3 separate regions of the Homo sapiens genome follow, and all the other regions are linked to region 2. Evidence: chromatin loops called from intact Hi-C (ENCODE). Cell type or tissue: mammary epithelial cell. All regions are shown on one strand. Links, peaks and the distances in the headings refer to the core of each region. The heading gives the core; the rest is flanking DNA. Region 1 holds the start of SH3TC2 (SH3 domain and tetratricopeptide repeats 2). Region 2 has its middle 86 kb from the start of ADRB2. Region 3 has its middle 97 kb from the start of MIR584.

Evidence for each region. Hi-C counts contacts between places; a loop is a spot of excess contacts. Peaks named below come from ENCODE experiments on the same cell type or tissue, not always from the same donor. Only the 100,000 strongest peaks of a DNase experiment are listed, where the experiment ranks them.
Region 1: a loop joins it to region 2, with 3 times the contacts of the local background. A loop is called at or near these places in 2 of 110 quality-filtered maps.
Region 3: it touches region 2 in a loop (4-fold over the local background); 18 of 110 quality-filtered maps call a loop at or near these places.

Annotation. Positions count from the first base shown.
Region 1 is chr5:149,058,013-149,068,092 of GRCh38, reverse strand. It overlaps SH3TC2 (SH3 domain and tetratricopeptide repeats 2), which reads left to right and starts at 5,031. Exons shown (of 17, transcript NM_024577.4): 1 at 5,031-5,122. The coding sequence starts at 5,071. MIR584 (microRNA 584) reads left to right here and starts at 5,684; the gene lies at 5,684-5,780. It overlaps SH3TC2-DT (SH3TC2 divergent transcript), which reads right to left and starts at 4,776. Exons shown (of 3, transcript NR_122044.1): 1 at 4,419-4,776; 2 at 3,735-3,843. RefSeq lists a silencer at 4,773-5,067. In mammary epithelial cell, for the core only: no CTCF peak of the experiment used is centred there; DNase peaks (open chromatin) are centred at 4,822, 5,472 and 7,562; H3K4me3 peaks cover 434 bases; H3K27ac peaks cover 3,774 bases.
Region 2 is chr5:148,907,320-148,917,399 of GRCh38, reverse strand. No RefSeq gene overlaps it. Among named protein-coding and RNA genes, the nearest start is that of ADRB2, 86 kb to the right of the region's middle. RefSeq lists an enhancer at 6,063-7,262. In mammary epithelial cell, for the core only: CTCF peaks have their summits at 4,520 (motif pointing left) and 4,988 (motif pointing right); DNase peaks (open chromatin) are centred at 3,239, 4,169 and 6,539; H3K27ac peaks cover 6,669 bases.
Region 3 is chr5:148,960,280-148,970,359 of GRCh38, reverse strand. No RefSeq gene overlaps it. Among named protein-coding and RNA genes, the nearest start is that of MIR584, 97 kb to the left of the region's middle. RefSeq lists an enhancer at 1-294. In mammary epithelial cell, for the core only: no CTCF peak of the experiment used is centred there; a DNase peak (open chromatin) is centred at 4,359; H3K27ac peaks cover 2,580 bases.

The sequences.
Region 1 (10,080 bases), core at 1,423-9,422, 150 kb before region 2:
AATGTGTGGTTGCACAGGCCTGTCTTGCACCATGTTCCTCAATGCCCAAAGCCTAGCAGGGGCTTCTTCTTAGACAGAGCAGTGCCCTCCATGCCCCACAGGTACACCTCTCCCTGTTGTTGCCCCAACCTTGACACCAGTGAAACTTCTTTTGCAAAGATTATGACAGTGAGAGGAGTTTAATGTGACTGATTTCATCTTGCTTCTAGCCTCACAGGCTGGCTGTCTTTGCTCATCCCTAGGTGTAGGCCAAGCTAACCATGGGAGGAACTTAGTTTGTAGTCTAACTTTGAAGCAAGGATGATAACAGTCCCTCTCTAAAACGAATTCCCTTGTTGTTTGGGGGCTGAAACTGCCTTTGTAAGGCTAATGAAAAGCCATAAGATTAAGATTATGGGAGGGACCTGAATTCTGCTAAAATGTAGATATAGTTTCTATAATCCCTTATTGTTCAGGAGTCATGTGGTCAGAGGTCACAAGATTTGTGACTTCCCCAATTGCTTCTGTAGGTAACACCACTATTGTAGAACCTAAAATTGGTCTTTTGAGATGTCTTTCAGACTTTTACATTCTGGCAACTGACTGAGCCCACCCAGACTCATTACTCATGACTTCACCTGTCCTGTGTTTCCCATCTAGAAACAAACTCAGTGCATGAGGACTATTTTCCACATTCCTATGATTGCACCCCCAACCAATCAGCAGCACCCAACCCCTCCCTGCCTGCCCACCAAACTATCCTTGAAAAACCCTAAACTCTGAGTCTTCAGGGAGATTGACTGGAGTGATAACCCTGGTTGTTCTGCATGGCTGGCCTCACATTAATGAAAGGTTTTCTCTGCTGCAATACCAGTCTCAGTGAACTGGTTTTGTCTGTGCAGCAGGCAGAAAGAATCCATTAGGCAATTACAGTGGGATCAGCTGCCACTTATCTCCTGGCCAGTTCACTCATTTCTATCAGCTGCGTGGCTCTTGTAGCCATATGAGCTTGTAACCCCTGAACACCAAACAAATATTAAGGGAATAACAGGTATTCCATAATGATGGCAATGATGGTGATGGTGGTGAGTTGAAGGTGGGTTGGAGCTCCACTTTTTTTTTTTTTTTACCGTATACTCTTGAAGCTTTCTCAATCTAGCTTTTATCTCCACTGCTCCACCAAGATGTCCAGTGGTAAATTCTCTGTGCACATCTTACTTATTAGCAGCATTTGACATAGTTAATCACCTTCTGCTCTTGAAACACTTTCTTCACTTGAATTCTGTACCATCTTATGCTCTTGGTGCATATCGTCTCACTGGCCACTATTTCTCTATCGCTTTTGCTGGTTTCTACTCCTTTCTTATTCATATAAAAATTAATGTGCTTGTAGGGCTCATTCTTGATATATCCTCTGTATTCTATCCTCCACTTTCTGCCTTAAGAGATCTTGCTTGGTCTTCTAACTTTACATACCCTCTACACAGTGACAACTCCCAAATACTTACCTTCAGCTTTTAACTTCTCCATGAACTCCAGATTGCTTTGTCTACATTTGCTTGGATATACTAAAGGACTATTAAATATTACATATACAAAACCAAACTCCTGGTTTCAATTCACAAAGCTTCTTTTCTCCTAGCATTTAACATTTCAATAATTATTAAATTATTTCAGTTGTTCAGATAAAAAAAATCAGAACTACTCTAAAGTAGATTTTTTTTTTTCCTCTCATACATTCAATGTATCAACACATCCTCATGGGTCTCTGTGATGGTTAATTTCATGTGTTCTCTTGGCTAGGTTATGGTGGCCAGTTGTTTGACCAAAGAACAAAATAGATGTTGAAGGTATTTTTTTTTAAAGATAATTAACATTGACATCAGTAGACAGTGAACAAAGCAGATTACCCTCTCTAATGTGCATGGGTCTTCCCACTAGCTGACTGGGGGCCTTCCAATCAGTTGAAGGCCTTAAGACTGAAGACTGAAGTTTCCTGAAAAAGAAGAAATTCTTCTCAAGAATTCTTGACTGCAACATGGGAAACTTATATGAGTCTCTAGTCTGCTGCTCTGTGGAATTTTGACTAAAGACTGCAATAGCAACTCTTACTTGAGTCTCCAGACTGCTGGCCTGCCCTATGGATTTCAGATTTGCCAACCCTCACAGGAGCCAATTTGTTAATTTTTTTTTTTCTCAACTTTTATTGGTCCTGTTTCTCTGGAGTACCTTGACTAATACACCCTTATTTCAAAATGTGTCTAATACCTAAACCCTTTTCATCACCTCTACCAATAGCACTTTGGTTCAAGACATTATCATCTCTCTGCTGGATGTTACAATTGCTGCATATCTGGAGTTCCATCTATAGCCCATGAGCCAGGCTGACCCTTTAAAACCGTAAGTCATGCATGTTACTCTTCTCTTTAGTGTCCTCCATTGGCTCTTACCTCATTCAGAGTAAAAACTGGAGTCCTTAGATGACCTCTAAGGCCCTACACTGTTTGGTCTCCTGCTGCTTTCTCTGACTTCATCTCTGTGCCCTCACCTACCTCACTAGCCTTCAGCCACACTTCCTTTAACATGCTAAGCAAGTTCCTACTTCAGGGCCTTTGCTCCTGCTGGAAGTCTCTTTGCTCTAGTCAATTCATCAGGCTACCCAGGAGCAGAACAGCACAGTTTCTTGCATCTCAAGGGAAGCAATGACTTTATCCAGAATGGACTATTCATTTAAGACCTGCTGCAATGTGTGTGTTAGCCAACTGCCTAGGGTGTCATCTCTGACACATGGCCTGGGATCCTTTCAATAGTTGATTTTGATCATTTATAGTCTGATTGTTGTTGTACCTGTGTAAGAGTGGTTGGTGTGCAGACCAGCCAAGGAGCAATGATAAGTCTGCGCATCTGTCAGCGTGTGTAAGTTAGAGCATGGGGCTTCTTGTCACTGCCTGACTTTCAAGTACATCCCAGTTTTAAGTGGCTGTTTTCTAAAGAAACTCTTGTCCTTTCATTGTGGGCCCAAGAAAACATTTGAATTCATATTCAAAAACACTGTACTTCAGTAAGGGAAACACATGAGAAACGTATGGGAAGTAGATACTTTAAATAGACCTGCACAGAGAAAACATCCTCCCCGGTGGCAATGTGATCAGAGAGACCCCATCCCTCCTGCGCTCTACTCCCTGCCCCAGCTCTCATCTCCTGGGCTTTGTGTAAATGGTTAGCTGGCTCCAGAGGTTTCAGTCCTTCCTAGGCCTTTCTCATTGTGTGTCCTAGTAGTCATGGGAGAACCCACAATGTATCCCATGTATCAGAAACGTGATTCTTCTGGGCTGTGGAATCAACTAGACCTTGCTCAGTCTTGACTCTGACATTCATAAATGGTGGGAGAAGGGAGGGAGTTGGACAAGTTATACACTCCTCTTTATCCGTTTCCTCACTTACAAAGTAGAAATGATGCCTACATTATGGGGCTGTTATGGGATTTGAATAGAATAATGTACAGTGAGAGCCTGGCCCACAGTAAACATTCAGTAACTGTGTCTCAGGATGAGTCAGGATGGAGACGGGAGCAGTGCTTCAGAGACAGGCTCAAGACCCTGTCCTCTGGGGCTAGGCTGGTGTGTGAGGTGGATACTCCTGATCTCTGGTGGGACTGACCCCTAGGCCATTCTTCACCTGGTCACCCAAGTGCTCCTCTCAGAATATAAACTTGATCAGGCCACTGCCGTCCTAAAAATGCTGGTGATACTGACCTCAAGTTCAGCCTCCAAATAGCCTGCAACATAGGCCTGGCAGGACCTTCTCTTGGCTCACACCTCCTGTTCTTTGGGCCTCTCACCAGGGTCCTTTCACCACTTTGCTCTAGTCATGAAGGAAACATTGGGTGAGCAGTGCTCTTTGAGCTTGGTTGTTAGAGCAGTCATGCTTCCGTCCTACCTTGCTGGCATTCAGCCATATTTTCTCCATCTCCTTTGCAAGATCTCATGGGAGGTTTTCTGAAATTTAGCCACAGTGTCAACTGGATTCCCCTGCTCCACTGCCTATCTGAAACAGGAAAGAGGTTAGTCTTGTGGGACCAGTTTTGCTTGCATACCTGTAGACTTGCTGTATTTTTTCTTTTAGTTTTATTTTTAATTGACACATAATAATTCTACACATTTATGGGCTAGAATGTGATGTTTCAATATATCTATGTATTGTGTAATGAACAAATCAAGGTAATTATCATATCCATCATCTCAAACATCATTGTTTTTTTGTGGTGAGAACATTCAAAATCCTCTCTTCTATGTTGAAATATACAATACGTTATTAACTGTAGTCCCCCTACTGTGCAATAGAACACTAGAACTTACTCCTCCTATGTAACTCTAACCTTTTACCTATTGACCAACCTCTCCCCATCCTTTGATGTATTTGGTTCTCCATCCCCTCACCTGTAAAATGCTGGGCTTCATCAGGTGATCTCCTGGATTCTTTTCCTGCACACCAGCAGCTGGGGGTTTGCATGTTCCCCAGTGAGGAGCTGGCTCATTGATGCTGCTAGGTCCAAGTGAAATGCTGCACCCACAGCTCCAACTTTATCAGAGAGCCAAGGGAGGCCTTTGCAGAGAGAGACTGGGTGGAGATCACTGTAAAGGGGTGGCAGGCCAGTCAGTGTGGGCCAAGTCAGTCGGGGAGGGAGCAAGAAGAGCAGTCTTGATCTCTGGGATGTTCTCTGCCCTCCTCCCCAGCCCTGGCTGCCCTCACAAGAACCAAACTGTGTATCTCAATCCTAGAATGCGAGGAATGTGCTGCAGGCTGATAGGCATGAAGCGATCTGCTGAGAGGCAGGGAGGAGCCCTGTTCCCCAGGCCTGACAGTGCAGGAGCTGTGGGCCTGCAGGCTGGGCTGGGCTGCCCCTCCCACCCTCCCTGGGCCTCCTGCTGTAGCCGGGATATCAAAGGCTGCATTGTGCATTGAGCAGGCCTCGGTCCCTCGTGTGCCAGGGAGGAGGCGGGAGGAGGGACACCGTTGGGAGGCTGTCCCTTGCAGCACTCTTCTGGCCTGTGTTCCCAAGGGCCTCGGCCAGGGTAGGATGGTACACACATGGGTGGCTGCTTCTGCATCCCCAGGGAGCGGAGTCTGACCCGGGGCCCAGGTGAGTTTCCCAGGGGGCCCTTGGCCTGTGGCTTGGCCAAAGTGGATGGTCCAGTAGAGGCTCAGGGACCTGCTGGGTTGGAGAAACTTTTCTCCCAAAGATGGGGAGATGATTGTGCTTTCTGGCTGCCTCTCCTTCCTCCCTGGGTAAGTGTTTGTCATGCTGGCTCTGTAAAAAGGGAGCAAAGCCTGGAAGCATCTATTTTTTCCTGAAGAAAGAGCCTTTGAGTTTACTCTGTCAGGAGCTGAGCAGCACTGCTCCTGGCTGCCACTCCCAGGGTGTGACTAAGCCCTTCCTTCCTTTCTTCCCGAGATCCCCCCAGGACAGGAAGAAAGTTCAGGCAGTGAGTTCCTCTGTGGCCTATGGGTGGCCATAAACTTGGCCTTAGTCATTCAAGCCTATTTTTGTCAGGGTTGCTGTTACTGGAGAAAAACAGGCAGTTTCCTGCCTCCACCTATTACAGAGTGATTTGTGTGTGAGTGCATGTGTGAGTGTGTGCATCAAGTTGAGGCAATGGAGAGTTGTTGCTCTAAGAAATTGTCAACTCATGGGAGAGTGACTTAGGGTGACCAGCCATTATGGTTTGCCTGGGACTGAGGAATTTGCTGGGATATGTCAGTTCCAGGCCAACCAGGCTGGTTGGTCTCCCTGAAGCAACCTTCTTGCTTTTTTTCAGAGGAGAATCAAGGTAGGGCCCTGTGTTCTCTTGTGTGGTGTTTATCAGGATGAGTGGTGGCTTTGGGGAAATGTGGGGTTAGATTGGTGGGGGGAGGCTTGCTTGGGAGATAGGGGAACATTGCTCCAAGGAATCATTCCTAACCCTTGTTAGAACTCTGTGTCTTCCTGGAGCTCCACCATGGTTCCTGAGAGAAGGAGCTAAGGAGCATCCCCTAGCTGAGGGCTTTCTACTCTCTGACAGACAACTTTCTTCTTTAGTCTTATGACTTGGGCTTGTAGAAGGCACTTGAGGTCATTAAAGTGAACCCAAAACAACCATATTCTGCTTCCTCTGCTTGAAGTCTTGATCTAGGCACCTTGGCACCTACAGCAGGGAGTGTCCCCCCAAATGATGCCCTTGGCACAAAAGGCACGACTTTAGCTATGAACAATTTCGCTTCTCCAGATTTCTCAGATGTAAACACTTTTCAGTCCCTCCCCCTAAGTCCTATTGTCATTGTGCCCCATGAGAGTAGAAACAGCATGGAGGGAGACGTGCAGGACCACTGGTCGGAGATCGGGGTTCTAGATCTGACTTCCTCTAGCTCTAGTTATGCAGTTGTCATCTTGGCTACTCACTTGGTCTTTGAGGCCAAAGTGTCTGGATTTTATCTTGGTTCTTTTACTTGCCTCGACAACTTATTTAACTTCTCTGTGTTTCAGTTTCCTTATCTGTAGCTTTTATGACATGATTATGTCTTCTTCATAGAGCTGTGGTGGAGATTAAGTCTACATGTGAAATGGTGAAACAGTCTGGTGCACAGTTAGTTGAGCACAATAAAATTCACCATTGTTAATTCCATTTTGATGACCCCAGTATAACTCGCGCTCTCCCTGGGCCTCCATTTAATCATATATACAATTTTAGGGTTGTAAACTGCTGTGTAGAGGTGCCTCAGAGAGCTCTGCTCATGTTCCCTCATTCCTACCTAGAGCGGCTCTGCTTCTAGTTGACATCGTCCTTCAGCCAAAGATTTCCTGTAGAACAGAGTTACGCAGCTGAAAACAAACAAACAAACAAACAAAATATTGAAAAAGGTCAAAATCATAATAACACTATCATTCAATTACTTTATTCTTTCACCTTCTTTTTGCCATTGATTACTGGCTGGCACCCCGCATTCACCTTTTCACCAAGAGTTAGCCTGCTATGTATCTCCCTCGAGACTTTTCATGCCATTCCCCCATATTATTCCCTGTATGTGTCAGGGCCTTTCCCTAGCGAGGTTGATATTGGTGTTGTAGGTCCAAGTCCAGTCGATCTGGATATTCCCATTCCAGATTCCCCTATTTATCCTAGAGAAAAGGAACAAAGTATGAGACCCATCCTGGAGCAACTTAATAGTTGTGTGACCTTGGGCAAGTCCCTCATGTTTTTTGAACCTCAGTTTTCCTGGCTGTAAACTGTATCTAATGGTGGTACTTATCCCATGGAACTTTTGTGAGGATTAAATTTAATAATTCCTCTCATGGACTTAGCACAAGGTCTGGCTTTTGATAACCCTTCAGTAACTACAGGCTGTTTTATCGTTAGTTAATATGGGCCACTCCTACATCACTTCCTCCTAATTCCTTACTGGTCTGGAGAAGTCTGTACTTATGTTTCCTGGGGTGCTTCTGCCTTGTGTCTGTTTAAGTGAGAGTTAACAGCAGACACCAAAACAGTGAGTCCTCAGGGCTAATGGACACAGGAAAGGAGAAGGCTCTTGATAGCACTGAGCACTGGACAGCTGCCAGACTAGTTTGTGTGGAGTGACACAATAATGAACGTTGACTCTGACTACTCCAGGCACCTGCATTCTTACATGTGGACTCTGCCTGCAGCATCTGTTCCCTGGGATGGCTCTCAACTGCTCACAGAACTCCCCTAATCAGGGGGGACTGCACATGGTGAGAGGATAGGTTCTGATCAGTTGCTATCATCTCTGACTTCCCCACCCTATCTATGAGTTGTTTCTTGCCATTGCTTAATAAGCTACAGTTGCTCACTTTGGATCACAGAGAAAGCCATGTCAAAGTTTGTTGATCAAAAAACTTCTAGCACTTCACCCTTATTTTCAATGCCTGTTTGAAGAAATTTGGCAGATTTATGCCCTTAAATAGAAGATGTGGAAGAGATACATTCGCCTCTGTTGATCACTGGTGCTTGTAACTTTCCTTTCAACCTTTTTGATAAATGTGAATCATCAGTATAATAACAGGAGATCAAGGGTGAATGCTGATAATAGTAAATGATGCTTCACTTTTGAATTTTAAATGACTTGTAAAGCATTTAAAACTACTGATAATAGAGGATATTAGAATAGTTAGCCCACCATCTAGCTGTAACAAATTTTTGCATTATGCCATGTTATCTTCAGAACTTTACCTTTTTCTTTCTCTTACTTTTTGAAGAAATAAAACATCATAAACATACTTAGGGGCCCCTGGATATCTCTTTCCAATCTCATTCTCCTTCTCTCTCCATGTAGTTAATAACTTTCATGAATTCAATGGTTATGTGCTTTCACTACATATTCATGAACTCACAATCATTCCAAAGAATTGTTTTGCAGACTTTAAAACTTAAACAAAATGATATCATGATGCAACTTTTTTTTTTTTTTTGCTAAACATTATCATCTAAGATATATTCATGTGGGTAGATGTAGCTGTACTTCTAACATGCTATTCGTCCCAACAAGGAGAAAGTGGGTTTACATCATAAAAACTGCTGATGGTAGGTCTGTTAGGTCAAAAAAGAAAAGAAAATGTGGGTACAGGAAAAAAAAAACATGCAGATAAATGTTTACTGTTTAGTCTTCTTTTTAAAGTTGAGCATGGTGGTGGGTGGGTAGGAGCAAAGAGAGGCTGAGAGAGGAGAAATGAAGGTGAATTCTCATTTTCGGCAAGTTGTTGTGAGATGTTTCCCTGATCAGAGGCCCGAGACTTTAGAGTTCTGAGGTCAGGTTAATGTAGAGAAAATGGCAAGGTCCCTACCCATTCCTACCCATTGATTTGGATGGCCTCTGGCGCTTTTGTTAATTTGCTGTGTGATCTCAGTAAAATCATGACTCCTCTCTGGGCCTTTAGTTTCTCAACAGTAAAATTGGGAGTGGAGCTAGGTGATCTTTTAAATCCCTTCCTTCATTCATTTTCTGCAATTCTTGCCTCTTCCCCATGTTTATCCCTCATATTCAATATGTCAAGATGCCTTCTCTTTTCTTGTTTAAAAATATAGCCTCATTCACTCTATGCCCTCACTTCTCATTGCCAGGGCCACAGCCCACATTCTTACACTCACCTCCCTGGATTTTCACAGCACCTCTTCAGCTGGTCTCTCTGCCTATTGTGCTTTTCTCTCCTTATCCTTCCCAGGTTACCCAAGTAGAATTTTCACTTTTGTTATGCCATTGCCATGCTCAAGAATATTTCACACCTCACCATCGCTTACTGTATCCATTCTAAACACCCCTGCCTGCCTTAAAGTGCTCTGCCATCTTGAACCTACCATACTTATCCATTTTAGTCCCACAACTACCCACCTCCCCAGCATGCGCAGGCTGGCTTCTAGCATCCCATGTATGTACAAAGCTCATTCCCACCCCATCCTGCTTTCCTCCCACTTACATACATCTGCTAAGAACACAAAAAGCAAGCCATCAACTGGGGAGTAATATCCAGAACAAGTATATTAAAAAAAAAAAAGCTCTTTCAACTCAATAATGATAAGATAAATAACCCAATAACAATTGCAAAATGTTGGAATGGACACTTCCATATAAAAAGTATGTAGATGACTAATAAGCATGTGAAAAAGTGATTAACATCGTAAGTCATTAGGGAAATGCACATTGAAACAATCAGATAAAATGGCCTACCTACTTAGAATGGCCCAAATTAAAAAGACTGATAACATCAAGTGTTAGTGAGGATGTGGAGCAACTAGAACTCTCACACATTGCTGGTGGGAATACAAAATGTTACAGCCTCTTTGGAAAACAGTTTGGCAGTTTACAAATAAATCTCAGTGTTTTTCTGAATTGAGGGTTAGTAACTTTTTCTGATCAATAATAATAAAAATAAAACTAGCTTATATCAAAAGCAATTTATTGATTAATAACTGAAAATCTAGGTTTTTTTCTTCAGATATTGCTAAATCAAGGTGTTCAGATGATGTTATCAGAAAGCTATCTTTCCTAAGCTCTGTTTTTATGGGTTGGACTCAATGTCAGGTGGGCTTTCTCCTTGTGGTGGGTGCC
Region 2 (10,080 bases), core at 612-8,611:
CGGCTTGCCTAGCTAGTTAAATGACGGAGCCGGGATTTGCTCTCAGGCCTGATTTTCTGTAGAATCTATGAACTTAAATAACCACCATGTTACATTGTTCCTTTGGCCCTGGTCCTCAAAGGACCTTGCACACAAACCTACAACCACAGCTACCCAATGGAATGGTGGTAACTGATTAACAAGTCAGTTCCCTCTACTAGACTGGGAAATCCCTGAGGGTAGCCCCTTTGTCTTTTCTTTCCACATACCCTATATTTAGTACAAATCCTATTCTGGGTGCTGATATGGATTTGAATGAATGAACCTATGTTTGTGGAATGAAGAATGCCAGCACTCCCCGAACCAGATTCAGAGACAAATTTCATCACTCAGCAACACACGATGAGCTTAAAGTGTAGTCCCTGCTAGTTTGTGAAAATAAAAAAAACCCTCTCTTCCAGTGCCCTAATTCACTCAATTATAAGAGACTTTTAAAATTGGCAGGGAGTAGAACATAATGGTTTAAAAAACACAGGCTGTGAAGTTGGAAGGCATAGGTTCTGATCCCAGAGTAGCAGCTCTGCTACTTACTAGGCAAGTTATTCAAGTTCCATAATCCTTAATTCCCTCTCCAGTAATTTGGAGCTAATAACAATTACCTGCTCACAGAGTTATCCTGAGGATTTAATAAGGTAGCCAAGATGAAGCACTTAGCCCAGTGCCTGGCATACAGGAGGCACTCAATAAATGTTAGTTGCGTTATGGTGCTTAGGATCAGTAACAGCCACTTTCAGTCTTGGTTGAAAGTCAATTTAGATCAGACATTCATTTCTCCTACACCTCTCCAAGCTTTGAACAGGATGACTTTTTAGTTTAAATTGCATAAAAAGCTCACTTTCTTGACCTTATTTGTAACACAAACATTTACTGAGTGATTTCTGTGTATCTAACTCTTTCCTGGTAGTACCTCGTTGGTCCTTTACCATCGCGGAGAGTCTACAGTAGGAAGAATAAGCATGCTCAGGTTAGAGTTTGGGGAGGACAAAATTTTCCTGCTGTTTGTAGTTTAGAACATTGCATAATCTTCTGAAAAGCACACCTTTCTTTTTCTTTTTAAACTTCAAGGATTTGTTTTAAAACATTTTCTCACAAAAGTCTGAAGTTTTCGTACCTTGATTCATGAAGGGGGACGGGTAGTAGCTTCTGGAGCCTGATTCATGGAGGTGCCTGTGCTATTCTTTGTCTTTGAGACAAAAAGTTTTCCTATACCAGCAGCTCCTGAAGGTGACTTTAGGAAACAGCACGTGTTTTGTTATTCTGTGCTCAGTTTTGACCCACATCCAAGTATTAATTTTTTGGATGGGAGGGGTGGTGGCTGTTGTTTGTGTCTAAGTGGGTCTTTCCAAGGACTATATATTAGGGTAAGACTCCACTCCTGGCAACCAAAACAAAAAACTTCTCTGACTCCAATTCAAATCTCAACAGAAGCAAATGACTCAGTTCAAGCAAACTTTATAGATTATTCAATTCTGGAACTATATGTTCTCGGATAACCATACCCAACATTGAAATTAAACTACTCTCTAAAGAAGGAAATTCCTTAGTAACGTCACTCAGCTCCAAAACTTGGGACTGTCTTTCCTTGCATCTAACTTACATGTCTCCAATCACAAATTAAGCTGTTCATTCTCCAGCTGACATATCTGGGCAGGAGATCCAGCTTCAGATGCTGGGAGGCGTGAAGAGGAGAAAAGGTCACTTCTGGTTTTGGTGTGTGTGTGTTTGATGTAGGTGTGGTTTCGTGTTATGTAAGCATCTGGCTCTAGGCACTAGGATACCTGCACTGTCAGGGGACAGGGACTTCTGGGTGCCAGGTGCTCCTAGAAGCTCAGTCACTAAGGGGCTGCTTGGTGCCTCTTCTCTCTCCTCACTGTCCTGGAGCTCTGGCTTCTTTGTCACATGTTCTGTTATCTGAACTTCTCAGGCTACCACTTTAGGATCAAAGGAGATTGTGGGCCAAAGGAACAAAACTCTCACTTTTCGAGCCCACAGTGTGACCTCGGACAAGTCCCTTCCTCTTCCTGGGCCTTAGTTCCTGCAGCTGAGAGGTATGGAGTTTCGTCAAAACATGTCTGAGCCTCTGCCCAGCACTGACAATCTGGGGCTCCAGAATCTGTCGTCCAGCCAGGCCAGTGACCTAGGTGGGAAGGGCAGTGAGAACGTAGCCACTGTTTGGAATTCACAGGCTTGTTTGGTGGGACAACTCCTAATAGATTTGATTGGGGATCAGAGCAACCTATTTCTCCGAACCTCTGGTGAGAACTGATTCAGGCCTGCCACTCCTCGGTCAGGGCTGCAGAGGCATGTAAAATGCACTTGTCAGAGAGCATTGGCTCAGAAGCCTGACACTTCCACCATCTGAATACCAAACAAGACAAAAATTGCACAAGAGATGGGGCCCAGATGATCCGCTGATCAAATCAGTATTTCAACTCTGGTGTCCTCAGGATTTCTTATGTGAGGGAACACCCTCCTCTGCCATTTCAAAAGACTTAATACATTTTTATCCCTGAGTGATTTTGTCCTCAAGAGGACCTATGGGAGGGACCATGTGGATTTTGAAAGCTTAGTGCTGAACTAATTCTGTGCCCTAATGATTATGAAAGCCTGTGTAAATAGGGAGGCAGTGGCAGGGAGCCTGGGGCTGGAAGTCAGGAGGCTTGAATTCCAGTTCTGGCTTTGCCACTCTCTGGCTGTGCAGCTTTAAGAAAATTGCTTCACCTCTCTGGGCCTCAGTGTTCTCATACAGCAGCATCTCTCTACGGTCTCTAAGACAGAAACCTCTCATCTTGGTGGTAGAATGGGGCCAGATATACCTCTGTGTGTGTGTGTGTGTGTGTGTGTGTGTGTGTGTGTGTGTGTGTTAGCCCAATTCTCCCCTTGTGTGGAGACATAGCTCTTATGGAGGTTACATTCCTTCCCCAAGTTCCTCTTCTTTGAAGGCCTTTGGGACGCATCCAAGAGAGTAGGTGAACTCATGGATGCTTAAGGATTGGAAGGGGCTTTGAGGATAATTACCCAGCTATTGCAAGAATGCCTCTCACCCCAATTATCTGGTGGGAGGTGCTTGGCATGTTTGAGAACCAGCATTCCATGAAAGTTAAGAGCCCCAGCTCTGGAGTTATTCAGTCTTTGTTTTATATCCCAGCCTTGCCAGTCATTTCAGTTCGTCATTCAGCAAGTATTTATCAAGTGCCTATTTCCTGCCAAGCACTTAGATAAGCTATTTTGCATATATTATCACACTTAGTCCTCACAACCCTATGAAACAGGTAGAGGTTTTATCTCCATGTCACAGATGAGGAAACTGAAACTCAGAGAGGTGATGTGACTTATTGCTAGCAAGAGGCAAACCTGAGGTTTGAATCCAGGTCTATTGACACCAGCGCTATAGCTCTCAGCCACTATGCTGTACTGTCTCCAAGACCTTATCTTCTTAATGTAAACATCTATGATGTAGACATTATTGTATCTATTTTAAAACTAGATACTGACGGTCAGAATTTAAGTAGCATCATTTGGTCAAAGTCAATGAAAGCAGGGCCAGGACTCAGCTGGGGGCTACTCAACCCCCACGTCGGTGTCTCTGACTGCTGTGTGCAATGCCTCTACCTCAGCCTTTTGGAAAAACCTCCGTGCATTTGCCAGTCTACGTTACAGACTAAGCAGCATGCCTGCTTCTGAAGGAAGGACATGGACCATGCAATGGGAAGAGCCCTGAAGTCTGCATGATGCCAACATCTCAGCTGCTGGTCCTGTCTGCTCCTTACCAGGCACAAGGCCTGAGGCATTTCCAGCCTCTGCGCTTTACCAGCCTTGCTTTCCTCACAAGGATATTTATTGTACCAGTCAATTGAGGGCCTAGCTATGAAAGGACTTTATAAATTAGAAGGTGATGAAAGTGAAATTATTATTGTTGTAGTCCCACTTCTCTGTTTTTCTCCATCAAACTGGACAATAAATTGCATGTTGCCTTCGGGAATCTTGAAATGCATCATCTAGTAGCCTGAGCCCCATGATCCCAGGATGAAGCAGCATGAGGCAGGCTATCCTCTCTCACAGCCGGCACTCCTGCCTGACTCATTCAGGGATGCCACATTCCGGGATGTGAGGCATTACAATGGCTGCCACTGTGACGTGTAGTCATCCCAGAAAGGCTGGGATGTAACATTCCTGAACAGATTCAGGCATGAGAAGAGAGAGGAGAGAAAATTTGTAAACAGGCAGCCTGGGGCTTAGGAGAGGCAGGAGAAGTTGCTCATTTTCTGTGCTCTTGTTTTGAAAGTCTTTGGAGGTGTAGCTGTCCGTCCATCAGGCTGATCTTATCATCCTTCGGGAAGCATGCATCTCCAGATGCGTGGGACTCCTCACACCAGGGCCTTGCACTCTCGGACCACCGGTTCCAGGAGGGCTGGGTCAGAAATCATTTGCTCACTTCACTACTCACTCCTCTAAGGAGTGAGAGGATAGGAAAACCAGAGGTGCCATCTGCAGGTGGATGGAGGAGCTCCAGGTGATTTGTCCCTGAGTTTTTCCAGTTAAGCATTTGCTCTCTCCCCTCTCACCCTGTTGTGCTAAGGGTGGCACAGAAAAAGAATTTTATTTATTTTGGGTCTTTGTTTGTACCTGTTTGCAGCCCAAGGAAAAGAGAGAGGCAAACTCTCTGGTTCAGGCTTCGGTGAGAGCCTTCTTTTACTCAAAGAGACTGTGGAGGCTGCCAGAGAGCAAGTCAAGGAGTTGGGAGGTGCAGCCTGCCTTGAGCAGGGCAGCAGGGACTTGTGGGATGAGCTATGGCTCCGTTAGGACCCTCCTCACCTGGAAACAGGACTGTGGGAGACATTGCCATCCCTCCTATCTAACAATTCGATGTTAGAAAACTCCCTGCTTTGGGTAGTACCAAGAAATTAGTTGTAATTATGGAAATGAAGAAGGTGGCACTGAAAGAAAGCACCACCAGGGGAAAGGGCCCTGCAGGTGGAGGTGGAGACCTGGGCTCCAGGTGTAGCCTTGCCACAGGCTCTGTGTGAATGTGAGCCCTCTCTGGGGCTGTATTTATGAAAAAGGGGGTTGGGCAATGATCTCTAAGGTCCCTTCCAACTAGGCCAGTTTATGCAAGACTTTCCTTGATTTCAGTACTGAAAGTTTTGTGTCCAGAAATCCTTGCTTCCAATAGAAAGCTTCCCTTTCTGGTTGTTCTAGTAACTTCCCTCTGGGATCTCAATCCCTTTTCTCTCTGTATTGCAGAAGCCTTTTCTCTGGATTAGGAAATCATTGTGATAACTCCTGCTAAATGGTGGTGGGTAGGGGTGATACTCAAAACATGAACATCCTCTACGGTAAGGGCACAAACCCATCAGAATGAACCAGGCCATAAACCCCAGACCATTCTTGGAGTGCTGTCCACTCCCCGTCCCCGGGGTGGGCAACCCCACATTGAAACTGGGCTTCTATCTCCAGGTCTATGACAATTCCACCTGTTTCTATTCCACCTCTTCAGTCAGTGATGTGAAGTCATGTCAATCACTTCAGCGCCAGTGGAACTGAAGGATTTTCCAGCTTCTCTTTTACTGCTTGCTCTCAGATTAAAGGTGGTGACTTCCCCTTCACTGGTCAGTTCCAGCCTCAGTCCAGTTTCCTAAGGTTTTTTAGGGTGAGACTGCTCTGAGTGATGCTGTCCAAATCCAGACAATAGTGTCTTTGCGGATGGGCTTCACGTCTCTGGGATTCAAGTCTGTTTGTGCCCCACCATCCTTGGTGTGCTGCCAGATGAGTCTTTCCAAAACAGTGTTTTGTCAGCCTCCTGTACCTGTTCTGAAATCTTTCTAAGCACATTTCCTCAGCCCTCTCACCCACTGTGGACAAACAGGACCACATATTCATAATCATGACCCACTTGTCTTTGGCTTCTGCCTCTGTTTGCTTACATGGGATCTTGGTCTCTTCCAATTGTGTTTTTATTCAGAGAGCAGCTGCTAAACTGTCTGGAATGACAGAAGTTCAGTTTCAAATAATAGTTAACATACGTGTATCACAGGGTGGAGAAAAGCAGAGTCCGTGTGACCTCTGGCTCCCATTCACCTCCACACCAGCTGAGCCCATTTCACATGACCTTTCTGCCTGTGTTTGTCTGTCCTTCAATGTGCTCCATCCTCACTTGTTTATGTTGCTTCCTGAGCACAGTGACTTGCATCAGGCACTGTGCTAAAGGTTGGTGAAATGCAAGCTGGATCCAACCCCTATGGTGAACCTGCATTGTGGGAGGGCAGATGGACATATAAGCAGCTGCTTCGTGATGGGACATGTGTGCTGTAATACATTTGAGTGTCATGGCCACATACAGCGGGGCCTGGCTCCTTCTGCAGTGATATCAAGGCTGGGCCTGGGTGAGGAGGAGTCATAGTTAGAGAATGGGTGGGAGGAAGCTCGCATGCCAGGCACGGGGAAATGGCATGCACAAAGGCACCCCTCTGTTTGTCTCCCTTTGTCTTCCACTGTGGGTGGTGCTGTGGGCGGCAGTGGGTCAGGGATTGCTGGGCAGGAGGCCAAGGCAGGCAGAGTCAGCCCTCAGGAACCACCAGGTCAGGGAGCACTGGCACGCCCAAGAACCCACTTCCTATTTCCCAGAGCAGATGGAGGCCATAGACTCAAGTTTTTCTCCCCATTTTCCCCCTCATTCCTCAGAATACCTGCTCCTTCCTGTGTCACAGGCCAGCTCTGACTTGGTCTCCATCCCCCAGGCCCCTGACAAGTCACCAGTCATTGTTGACCCTTCCTTTCCTCATCTTCTGCCTTCCATTTCCTCCTTTCCACAGCTTCTACTATGGTTCAAATCCCGGTCACCCATCTCCCACCTGGTTGGTTGCATCAACCTCCTCATCAGTCTCCAGGATTCAAGTCTGTTTGTGCCCCACCAGCCTTGGTGTGTGCTGCCAGATGAGTCTTTCCAAAACAGCGTTTTGTCAGCCTCCTGTACCTGTTCTGAAATATTTGTAAGCACATTTCCTCAGCCCTCACCACGCACTGTGGACAAACAGGACCGCATATTCATAATCATGACCCACTTGTCTCTGACTTCTGCCTCTGTTTGCTTACATGGGACCTTGGTCTCTTCCAGAGTGCACCCCAAGTAGTTCCAGGAACCCCCAGGGCAGTGTTGCTGAAAGTGGCTCTGTGCACCAGCGCCAATCTGTGCACGTTGCTATGATCTGCGATGACATTAGCACATACATGGAGAATAAGTTGAACTTTCATTTCTGTGACCTCTAGCAGATGGGATTTTTTTTTTTTTTTTTTTTAGTTTTACAAAACAAATAAACAAACAAGCAACAGAAACAAAAGACACCTGGCCCTTCACAGATCATTTGAGCCCTGCCCTAGGGTGTGTCATACCCAATCAAGTCTGGCTCCTCCATGCACTCCTGCCTCACCTCCCTGCTATCCACTGGCAGCTCCTGGAGCTGTTTTTTCAGGAAATCAGTCCCTACTGCCTCTCTTCCTGGAGCACAGCTATCCAGAGTGTTCATGTGAGAAACAGTTTGCTTTAAAAATACTGCTGCAATTCAGAATATCCACTTTTGACATTAAATTAGGACTCATATTTAAAATCACTATTTACCTTCTTTCTTTAAAGCATTTTTTTCTTGGTTTAGTTTGGTAATTTTTCAAAATAACTTTAAAAGTCAACTTTATTAAAATGTAAATTACATACAAGAAAATGCACTTATTTTCACCGTACAGTGAAGAGTTTTGACCAAGGTATACATTTGTTAGATCACCACCCCAATTAAGATATAGAACAATTCTATCATTCTAGAAAGTTCCCTTGTGCCCCTCTGCAGTCAGTCCCACTCCTCCTGCAGCCACAGGCAACCACTGACCTGCTTTCTGTTTCTACAGATGGGTTTGGCTGTTTCTAGGATCTATAAATGGGATCATCCAGGATGTACTCTGACATCCATAAAATTTTTGAGATTCATCTACAATGCTATATGTATTAGTAGTTCAATCCTTTTAATTGCTGAGAAGCATTCCATTGCGTGTACCATATGACAATTTGTTTATGCATTCTCTTGCTGATAGACATCTGGGTTGTTTCCAGTTTTTGGCTACTTGAATAAAGTTCTCTGAACATTCATGTACAACTCTTTGTTTGGACAAATGTTTTCATTTCCTTTGGGCAAATACCTAGTAGTAGAATTGCTGGGTCATGTGGTGGAGATTATGTTTAACTTTGTAAGATGCCAAAGTTAGTCCACAGGCTACGTCGCTTTTGATGAGAATCGCATGATTTACTTATTCATTTATTTTTAGAGACAGGGTCTCGCTCTGTCGCCCAGGCTGGAGTGCAGTGACACGATCATAGCTTACTGCAGCCTTGACCTCCTGGGCTCAAGGGATCAGCCTCCGGAATAGCTAGGATTATAGTAGCACACCACTATGCCTGGCTAATTTTAAAAGTTTTTGTAGAGGTCTCGCTATGTTGCCCAGGTCTGTCTTGAGCTCCTGATCTCAAGTGATCCTCCTGCCTATGCCTCCCAAAGTGCTGGCGTTACAGGTATGAGCCACTGTGCCCGGCTAAGGAATCACGTGATTTCTAATTGGAGCCCAGTTCCAGCTGCTCTGGAGAGGCAGCTGTCCTCAGCTTCATGGAGTTACCAATTTGTGTTATACACAGCATTGTCTACCTTAGTGTCATGACACAAATGATGCTATGATTTTTTGTCAGTTGTGTTGTAAGTGAATGTGAAAATATTTGAAAGTACAGATATTTGTGAAAATTTTACCTTAAAAATGTATATGTAAAATGGGTTCAAGGCTATCTTTTTAATACATACCTTCTAATTCATTTACATTATAATAGGCTTATTTTATTTATTGCTACAACTTGTAAGAAGTGACTATATTAGTTAGCATCCAGCTTTAGATGCGTTTAACAAAGACCTAGAAGAACAGTGGCTTAAACAGAGAGAAGTCTACCTCTCTGCCATGTGAAACTCTTCATGTAGACAGTTCACGGCTGGTATGGAGCCTCCACAGGCATCCAGGATCCAGGTTTCTTCCAATTCTCTATCATCCTCAGGTGTGTCCCCTCATGTCACCATCCTGAGTGGAAACCCAACCATCAGATCCATAATCCAGATAGCAGGGAGAAGATGGAGGGGAATAAAGGATACGCCCCCTCCCTTAAGGACACAATCCAGAACCTGACTTTTCTACTTCTGCTTACAACATCCCATTGGGCAGAACTTAGTCACATGGCTGAGCCTAGCTACAGGGAATCCTGGGAAATGTAGCCGTGTTTCAACTTGAAATTTGGCAGCCATATTACAGGGGAAGAATGAAAGAGTAGATATTGGGGGACAGGAAGCAATTTCTGCCATATTTGCCATTTTTAAAGTGTTATAAATAGTTATTCATAAACTATTGCGGTTTCTTACACCCCCTACCCCACAGCATTTTGGTGGGTAATAATAAAAAGTGTAATTGTAATAATAAAAGTAGTAAAACTTGTGGATAAGCCAGTAGGAGTGTGCTGTGCCTGGGAACAATGTCTTGTACGTGACATTAGAAAACATGTAGAGAACTTGTCTCATCTCTTTACCCTGACATTCAAGTTTTCTACAATGGGGCCACAGCCTACTTTTCCAAATATTTAATTCTTCACTTCTGTGCTTGAGAGCTCTATTTTAGCAAAGGATAGTTAAAGAAAACGTAACTTTCTTCCCTCCCTGTCATTTGTCATGTTGTTCCTGTCACTTAGAAGCTTTCCTTGGATTCCTAGAACATGAACTTATGCTCCACCTCAGGTCTTGCCTCTTCCTTTCTCTGGGATGTGTTTTTCCCAGACAGCTTTTTATATAGCCCTCTCCTTTTTGTCATTCAGATCTCAGTTCAAGTACCAAATGGAGAGAGAGGCCATCTCTGATAAACTTTTTAAGTACTGTCTCTTCCCCGCACCCCCACCCCACTCTCTATCACATTACTCTGCTTCATTTTCTTCATAGCATTGTTCAATATCTGAAGTTACCTTGTTTTGTTACA
Region 3 (10,080 bases), core at 1,262-9,261, 52 kb before region 2:
AGGGGGATCTGAGGGACCAGGTGGTCTCCTCAGGTCCAGGAGAGATTGCCAGACTCAGGGGGAGCCATCACTGACCTTCATTCAGGTGAATCTGTGTTCTCTTTCCTTCTTCCCCTGGGGCCCTAGTTGGCTCTGATTTCCAGCAGTAGTTTGAAGCTGCTGCCTCTGAAACTGGAGATGGTGAAACACAGGCAGAGACTGGACTTTCTCATCAGCCTCACTTCATATTTCAGGTGAAGGCTTGTCTTTGGATAGAGGCAGGAGAAGGGGTTTGAGACCATCTTTCAGACAAGGTCATCCCTGCTTCCTCCCTCCAACTCCAGCCATTTGGTTGAATTTATTAGCCTTTTCTGAGGGCAAAAGACAAACAAAAAAAGCAAAAAGGAAAACAGAATTCTGTGCAATGCAATGAAAAACCTCCCAGTGATTCAAACAGCATGAATAGTTATTACAGAAAGAGGAAAGTAACAGGGCCATTGTGATGATGAATTGAGACAATGTGGGTAAAGCATTGGAAGCTGTGTCCCACCTGTAGGAGACAGTCCATAAACTATAGCTATTATTATTTAACCCCTCACATGGCAACTGGCTTCTAGTGGGTCTTAGTGTATGTTTGTTGATGAGCTCATGTTAGGATTGGCTGCCTTAGCGGGAGGGAGCTAGAGGAGTCCAGGCTGAAGATGAGCGTTGTTGAGCTATGATATTGATACTCCCATCTAACATCAGAATAGAGATGGAAATAAGCTCAGAGACAATGCTGTAGCTCTGCCCCCGTCAGGCCAGCTGATGTCCTTCAGGGCAGGGTGGCATTGACTTGCTAGACAGCAGCTGACTGACTTTCCATTGGCCCTCCCTTTTCTGCACAATTGATTTTGAACTTAGGATATGCCTCAGGCTAAGCAAACATGGCTTCAGACCCCAGATATTTGCAGCAGCCCTTTAATAGGGCCATAGTTGGAAATGTGAAGCAAGAGACTGTCCCCCTATTTGGCACGCATTTTTAGAGTTTTTGAGGTTTGGCATGAGCATCCAAGGAGGCTCCTCCTGACCTAGTGGAATATTAAGACAAAATATTAGGTCTCTGAGGCTGTGTTGCCTTTATTTTCTCTCCTGACCTAAGAGTGTGTGTGAAGCTAAACTGCCAGAACCCAACACTTCACTCAGTCTAATGAACCTGGAGGGGGACACTACTTAGGTTACTGGAATAGGGAATGTATTCCCTATTCCAATCAAAAAAGACCCCCTCCGTTGGGACTCAGAAAAAGACTTTCCTTCCCTTATGATATTGTAATAGGGAAGTGAATACATTCCCTATACCAATATCCTAAAGGAGGATATTGGAATCCTAAGGGAGGATGAGGGAAGGAGAGTCTTTTTCTGAGTCCCAGTGGAGGGAGCCTTTTTCTGAGCCAGGTTTGGTCCAATATATTTACTGTTGGACTCTCAGTGGCATGGGCCATCCACATGATGAATAAAATCTCTTAAAGTTCTCCAAGCAAATGGCCTCTGCATTCAGGGTAACTTAGGCGACATGATTACAAAGGGGAAGGAGTCTCAGTTAGTGGCAATTGCTTCAACAGGTGTGCTCTAGAGGGGATCTAGCTCCATGCAGGAGCATGAGTTGTAAATGAAGGCACTCATGTTTATGGAGGCCCTTTTTTTGTGTCCCAAAGTATGCTAAGGCCGTGGTGTGGAGCATTTCTGTCTGTCCTCTGAGCAACACTGTGGCAGGTGCAGGATAGTAGATCTCTGTTGTTTATGCTCCCAGGCAGCCATTCTCACCTCCCCACAGCCCCTGGCTTTCCTTTGGGAGCCTCACCCTTAGTGTTTATGGTTTTGTTGGCATGGTAAACCAAGATGTTTTCCCCTCCCATTATGATGCCTGAAACTTTCTTCAAACCTCCCTGGGGAGACAAGGGAAAAGATTGGAATCTTTTGCCCAGGACTTGGAATCCTGAACCTATGTGTGAGAGCTGATGAAATGCTCAGGATGAATTGATTACAGCCCTGGTTCGTGGGCCAGTTTGCTGCAACTTCTGCTGCCTGCTTTGAGTTTGTTTTACACCTTATCTTCCTTATTGCGAGTTGTCCCATGTCCTCTAGTAAATTTCCTTTTAGGTAGAGTCCTTGAGTGGTCTCAAGTTCAGGTCTATCTGACTCAAAGCTGGTGAACTTAACCATTATGCAATATTGGAGCCTCTCTGCTTTCTCCCGGGCCTGAGGTTCTAAGAGGCTCTGATTCTGAGAGTCTGAGAATGCACAGCTCTAAAATGATATGATTAATTACTTTTCTATTCTTTTAGAGCTGGTCAGTGTTCACAACTGCAAATCTCCTTCCCGAATGAGCTGTCACTGCCTGAACTGTCAGCTGAGGGTGTGCGAGGGCTTTTAGACTTTGAGCTCAGCTGACAGAACACAACTCTCCCTGCAGGCTCCGTATTGTTTGGCCACTGCTAGCCTAGTCTGCTCACTTGTCCATAAGACTCATTGGGACTTACCAACCCCTAGGAGGTATCTACAAACCACATGGGAGAAATATGAATTTGAACAATGAAGTGAAGAAAACAGGAGCTTGGGCACTGCTTTAAGAGGTTTTGCCCTGTTGGCAATCCTCTGGAGATGCCCCCAAGGGTCTATGCACTAAGCAAGTGATGAGCAGGCCCTCATGACACCTCTGAGAAATGCTTCATTGTCTAAATTCAGAAGGAAAGATTAGAAATTTCCCCCCATATCACCACTGGGAAAATGGAAACAGACATTCATACTTAAGCATATAAAAAGTAATACTTCCTTGATGTTATTCTTCTATTCAACAAAGTAGATAACTTAAATTGTGGGAACAGACACACCTAATGTGAGACTCAATAAGTTACTTTTCATTATAAACAAAAATTTAGCCCAATACTTTCCAAATTGCCCTATGCCAAAAATATTGCTTACCTCAAGTTTATCCTATGGGCTTCTTCAGTAAGGGAGCTTGCCTTGCTCCATCTGCTCCTGGTCACAGTGGCTAACACAGAAATTTTAATTTTTTAGTGGTGGAATAAGTTTTTCAAACAATAGTTTCATGCAGGACTATGGTATACAAAACAGATCCGATGGAGCTGTTCTGCTGAAGTCACCTCTGATATGCAGCATCCCCCTTAACCCTCCTACCTGGGTCCCTGAAAAACCTGAAAAAAATCACAAGACTTGAGGAGCCATTAGAAAACTGCTGGCTCAGCACCCAATTTGAACAGAATAGGATTCAGTGGACATGGGGTGAACATCATTTGTGGTAGGAAGTTTGCATTGTTTTTTTCTCTCTCTCTTTCTTTCTCTCATCCCTCCCTTTCTCCACCCCCAATATATAGCTGAGGGAATCAAAAGAGTGGTTTTCAGTGATCTTCAGAGATGAGGTGAGAGGGAATCTTTGCGACCCAAATAGGTGGCACCTAGGTTGATGTCTTCACTAGCAAGTTATGGATGTGGGTGTAGGGCCCTTGGTAAGATGAGCAGACATCAAACTAGCTCCTTAAAAAAGGGGAGGCCTTGCACAGGATGGGCTGGAGCCTGATGCTGGTGGTCTCGGTGGAGCTGAGGGTCTGAAGGTGGAGCATGTCCAGAGACATCAGAAAAGGCAGGTCAGTGCAACCTTTGAAGTGGAGGACCTAGGCAAATAGGGCAGAAGGCAGGAAGGTATAGAGCTGAACCAAGTGAGAGAGAAGCTCAAGGCAAATACTGAGGATGCTGTAGATTTACAGGAACTGGAGGGAGAGGCAAAGAAGTCAGTGAACAGGTGAGAACACAGGCTGAAATACAGCCAAGGACAGAATGTCCCAAGCTGAGCTGTCTGCAGCCCGGGGCCTTTCAGTGGCGCCTGGGCTTCCGCAGGGCAGCGTTGGACACAGCTTAAGGGCCTTTGTACCAGGAGGAAATCTGGTTGAGAGTCCTTCTGCTTTGTGTCTGTCCTGTTTGTCATGCTTCTGGGGTTTTTTGGATCTCTCTAAAGAATATACTCATTATTGGAAGATTTGAATTTATGCTTGGGGCTGGGGAAGCCAGAAACCAATCCATTTGATGTCTGTGTGGTTTCATGGCTTGTTAAGTCCCTTTCATATGATCTCATTGCTTCTCTGAAGTATGTCAGGAGGGTCCGTATGATGAATATTACATGGCATCTGATGTCACAGGGCACTGATTATGCCAACACTGCTTATAGAAAGCAGAAGACTAGTGAGGCAGGGAGAGAATTACGGTCCAGACTTGGAGTAGCTGTGCACGTGCAGCTCATTGCAGTCATGCATGCGAATGGTCTCCCACATGCCCGGCCACTGGGCAGGACGGCGGCAGTTATGCATTCCATTAGCAATAGGTCAGACTGGCGTTGGGCTAAGTTTCCTGGATCATGCCACTCAAATGTGTCATGTGTACTCCGTTGTCATAGCACATTGCTCAGGAAGGGTGATCTGGGCCAGAGGACACACACTGGCTGCCGCTAAACTGTGCTGGCCCCCAGATTTTTTTTTTCAATTAGGTCTGCACCAGGTTTAAAATTTTGAATGCGTGCCAATATTTAAAAATGAGAAGATGCCCTTAATATTTGCATTTCTGGTTTTCCTAAAATACTGGAGGGTCTTATTACATTGGTTTTTGCAACTGCCTCCTTTCCATGAGTCATATGTTCTCCACATGTCACAGTCCCCACCCAGCCTGCTTTACTTCTTTACCTCTCCAGCCCCATGGGCACTAGAGTTTGAGTCCCTTGGCTTAGGTTGTTGTCTTACGTAACTTGTCATGTAGAACCAGGGTTGGCAAACTGCTGTCCGTGGGCCAAATGTGGCCCTCCACCTGTTTCTATAAATAAAGTTTTATGGCCGGGCATGGTGGCTCATGCCTGTAATCCCAGCACTTTGGGAGGCCGAGGCGGGTGGATCACGAGGTCAGGAGTTCGAGACTAGCCTGACCATCATGGTGAAACCCCATCTCTACTAAAAATACAAAAATCAGGGAGCGGTTGAGAAGTGGGGTGACAAACAGGGGAAAGTGGGAAGGGAGCATGCCTGTAGTCCCAGCTACTCGGGAGGCTGAGGCAGGAGAATCGCTTGAACCCGGGAGATGGAGGTTGCAGTGAGCTGAGATCATGCCACTGCACTCCGGCCTGGGTGACAGAGTGAGACTCCTTCTCAAAAGTAAAAAGTGAAAAATTAAAAAAATAAAGTTTTACTGGAATGCAGCCACACTCATTTGTTGACACATTGTCATTGCCTATACTACCCAGAGTAGAGTAGTTGTGGCAGGGGCCATATTGCCTGAAAATTCTACAGTATTTATTATGTGGCCCTTTAGAGAAAATGTTTGCCGAGCTCAGATCTAGACTATGGGCAGAGGGCTGACTTTTCACTACAGAATGGCCCACAAGGTATTTTCTAAATAAAGGTTTTCTGCTTTCAGAGGAATCCTTTTTTTTTTTTTTTTGAGACAGAGTCTGGCTCTTTCGCCCAGGCCAGACTGCAGTGGCACTATCTCGGCTCACTGCAAGCTCTGCCTCCCGGGTTCACACCCTTCTCCTGCCTCAGCCTCCCAAGTAGCTGGGACTACAGGCGCCCGCCACAGCACCCAGCTAATTTTTTGTATTTTTAGTAGAGACGGGGTTTCACCGTGTTAGCCAGGATGGTCTCGATCTCCTGACCTTGTGATCCGCCCGCCTCGGCCTCCCAAAGTGCTGGGATTACAGGCGTGAGCCACTGCACCTGGCCAGAGGAATCCTATCACTGTTCTTAAACTAATTTCATTACTTTCCCTCCAGGCTTTATTTATAATCCACCAAAATGAGAGGGGAAGTTGGTGGTCTATTGTTTTCCAGGCCTGGGTTATTATGAGGCCATACAACGTCAGTTTTAGTGTCAGGGCAGTCGGTTTCCTTTTATTTTTCCCTTGCCTGCCATATCCATGGGGAAAGAACAGGACAACCTAGAATTATTGGCATCCTGCATTTCTATTTTTGTTTGTTTGAGACGGAGTCTTTCTCTGTCACCCAGGCTGGAGTGCAATGGTGCGATCTCGGCTCATTGCAACCTCCACCTCCCAGGTTCAAGCAATTCTCCTACCTCAGCCTCCCAAGTAACTGGGATTACAGGTGCATGCCGCCACGCCCAGCTAATTTTTGTGTATTTTAGTAGAGATGGGGCATCCTGCATTTCTATAGACTCTACCTCTAACCCACAGGGAGAAGCATTGCTATTGATATGATTATTTCTGAGAACAATGTCTTACATAGGTACAGTGGAAGTGGTTAACTCTTTCACAGTGTTCCTGCACTTTTCCCCACATTTCCTTCTCAAGACTATCTTGCAAGGCTTGCTGATTGCCTATTCAACTACTCTTCTTCCTCCCATCTTCTTTGCTGTGGAGCCCAGCTCTATATTGTGACAGAAATGCCAGGATATTGCTTTGCTAGCCTTCTACAGGGCCTGGAGGTGGTCACATGACCCTGTTCTGGCTAATGACAGAAAAAGGAAGTCTTCAGAGAGGCTTCTAGGAAATAGTTTCTCTTTCATAAGACAGCAATAGTGCAAGAGAGATTCCCTATTCCTTACTTTCTGTTTCTAGATGTAGCTTTGTGACATTTGGATGTGATACTTGGCTTTGTGGTAATGGGATGTGATATTTGGAGCTGTGGCAGCCATCTTGGGCCAGGATGGGAAATGACTTGTGGAAGACAGTCAAAGGGAGGGTGAGAGATAAGAAGATCCTGAGCTCCTGGGACATCCCTGAGCCTGGAACCATCTCCATTTGGACGATTCTCATTATACTAATGAGAAACTAATACTAATAAAAACTTTCTGTTAAAACCACTTAGGATCAGATATTCCGTTACTTTGCAGCCAAAAGCATCTTAATTCAAACAGTTGGGTACTATAACCTCTAGTTTACATAATTTTTAAACATTTAGCAAAAATGCATATAGTTCTTACTGTGTGTTAGGTACTGTCCTGAGGGCATTCTGTGTATTAACTCATTTAGTTTTCATAATGATACTATGAGACAGGTATTATTATGCCCATTTTACAGAAGAGGAAGCTAACGCCCAGTATGCTAAATACTGTATGAAGTCACACACCTGGTAAGAGACAGAGCTAGGGTTTCATCCTAGGTTGTCTGGCTTCAGAGGCTACAGGCTTAATTGTTATCCTGTGCTCCCTCTCTAGTAGATAGGAAATGGTTTGCCCCAGGTCACATGACACAGGTATTCTTCCAGCACCTGGTGCCACCCTTCACCTGGAGCAGACACTGGAACAGTCTGTAGACCCACCCATCCATCTCCTCACCAGTGTGCTCTCCACTGCTGTCTTTCTTCATCATCCTTAAGCTCGTTATAGTCCTGGATTTTAGTGGGTGCTAAAGCCAAGGACTAGATTTGAAGCCTCTTTTCTGCCCACCTGCTGCTCTTTCTTCCTCCCTCCTAGCTGCAGACATCAAACTGTTGCTGGCCAGGTAAGCACAGGAGGAGGATACAGGAGGGCAGGTCCCTTGTGCTGTGCATCCCACTGAGGGGATATTGTGTGGTGGCGGTGTGCACTGGGTTTGGAGTCAGATGAAGTTAAGTTCTGCAACTTCTAGCTGTGTTAACATAGGAAAATCCCTTCTCCTCTCTGAACCTCAGTGTCCTCTTCTGTACAATGGGATAATAATGACCTAACCAATAATGTTCTTTGAATGTTAGATGAGGCATACCATATAAAATGTTTAACGAAGAATCTGACACCCAGAAATCACCCAGTAAGTGAAAGATACTGTTACGAGTGGTATTACTTTTTCAATTCTCATTACCACTATGTTTGAAGTCGTTTGTGAGCTAAAATGTCTGGAGACCGCCTGCTCTGTATGAAGTGGAGGAAATCTTGGGGCATCTAGGAGGGAGGGAGAGGTGCTGATCTAGGAGTCAGAATAGCAGGATCTTAGCTCAGCTGTGAGATCTCAGTGGCTGTAAAGGGTGTGTGTTGCCTGAGATGATCCCCAAGTGCCTTTCCCAGCTGGAACAGACCACATTGTGATATGCACCAAACAGATGGCCTGCATTCTCTGTAGGAGCCTGCACAGCCCAGGTGCAGCTACCATCATTGAGGGCCCTGATTCGGTTGTTTCTCCAAAATTGGCCAAAGCTGCTAGCAGGTTTCTGTCCCATTAGCCACCAGCATGACCAGTGCCTGGTGTCTGGCATGAGGTGAATGGTTAATAAGCCTGAGTTGGATGAATGAATGAACTCCAGTATGTGAGGGAGTGGTGCCTGTGACCCCTAAAGGTGGAGCAGGTTTGGTTTCTTTTAGTATAAATATTTAGAATATGACCATGATTGCAGTTTTTGGCAAGAGTGAATCACTTACTCATGGTCATGGCCTTGAACCTAACCAAACCGCCAGCCAGCACCAGAATAAACTGCACAGAATCGCTGGCCTCAGCCAAAAGGAAATTGACTTTCTATTGACCCATGAGACAGGTCCGGTTTTTTTTTTTCTTTTAAATTTTTTACAAACAGTACAATGTCTAGTAAATCTGACCAAACCAGATACCTCTATTTATTTTTTTCTAAAACCTTGAACTGGAACAAAATTAGACCCCACATAATCCTTATTTATAATATTACTCAATGTGTGCAAATAGTAATGATGTTAACTAACATTCATAGGGCAATGCTATGTGTATTATCTCATGTATTCCTCAAACACACCTATGAAGTAGGTGCTATTTTAATTCCTATTTTACAAGCAAGGAAAAGTTGACAGCTAAATAACTTTTGCCAAGGTCACGCGGCCATTAGAAGGCAAAGTGAGCATTTTAATCATTTGAATCCAGGTCCACTTGATTCCCAAGCTGGTGCTCTCAGCTCTCTGGCTCTCCTGTGTTCTCAGCATCAGCGACAGCTGCAGTTTATTGGGCATACATTGTGAGGCAGTCACAGGGCTGAGCATTCTTCACACATGAGCTTGGTCAATCCCTCCACAGTACTATCAGGAGTGCACCATTGTTAGCTCCATTTTAGCGATGAGGAAACAGGGATTTCATGAGATTATTTAACCTGCCTGCCATCTGTGGATGGTGGTGTTAAGCGCTTCATGTAGAGTGATAGAGCTCAGCAAGCTCCAGGGCAACAAAGAATGGGGGACTTTTCCAGTGTCACACAGTGAATCAGTGGTTGAGCTGGAACAGAACTTCATTGAATACTTTTCATTCACTGCTAGGAGAATGTTGTAGTTAACAGTGGGAGGGGGACCTGCTATAAGGTCAATCTGGTGTGTCACTTGCTCTGGTGGCAGGAAAGAGTTTAGTGGATTAGAGCATATACTTTGGATCATACAGACCTGTGCTCAGGGCCACCATGGGAAAGAGCCTTCCTCTCCCTGAGCCTGTGTTTCTTCTTCTGTAGAATGGAACAATAACCATAGGCCTGCCTCTTGGGTTTGCTGGAGAAGAAAATGAGAGAACACACATTAAATGTCTGGCACAATGACTGCCATGCAGTTAATATGGAATAGCTGTTGTTGTTATGTTGTTAATTGAAATGATCCATGATCCAAAAGAGGCTTGGAAACACTGCACCATATGGAGAAGGCTTGAAATCCACTTCGCAATGACTGCCTTGTGATAGGAAGGAGATGTAAAGGCTGAAGAGTGTCTATAAGTGGTACGCAGGCACTTGGGACACACAAACACATACACACATACATGCTCCTGAAACCTGCACGCACATGTACTTGTGGCATATGTACACTCATACACACGTGCACACACATGTACACACAATATACTTGTACACACATGCTCACATACATGCACCTGCATATGCTCTCACATGGACATACACATATGGACAATATACTCGTGGCATCTATGTTTTCATACATGCATCTGCAACCCACACACACATGCACTTGTAACATACACATGCACAAACAACATACTTGTGGCATACAGATGCTCTTACACATGCACACACATGCATGGACACATGCGTCACACACAATACACTTGTAGCATACACATGCTCACATGCATATGCACACACATACATGCACACACATATACCTGTGCACACACACA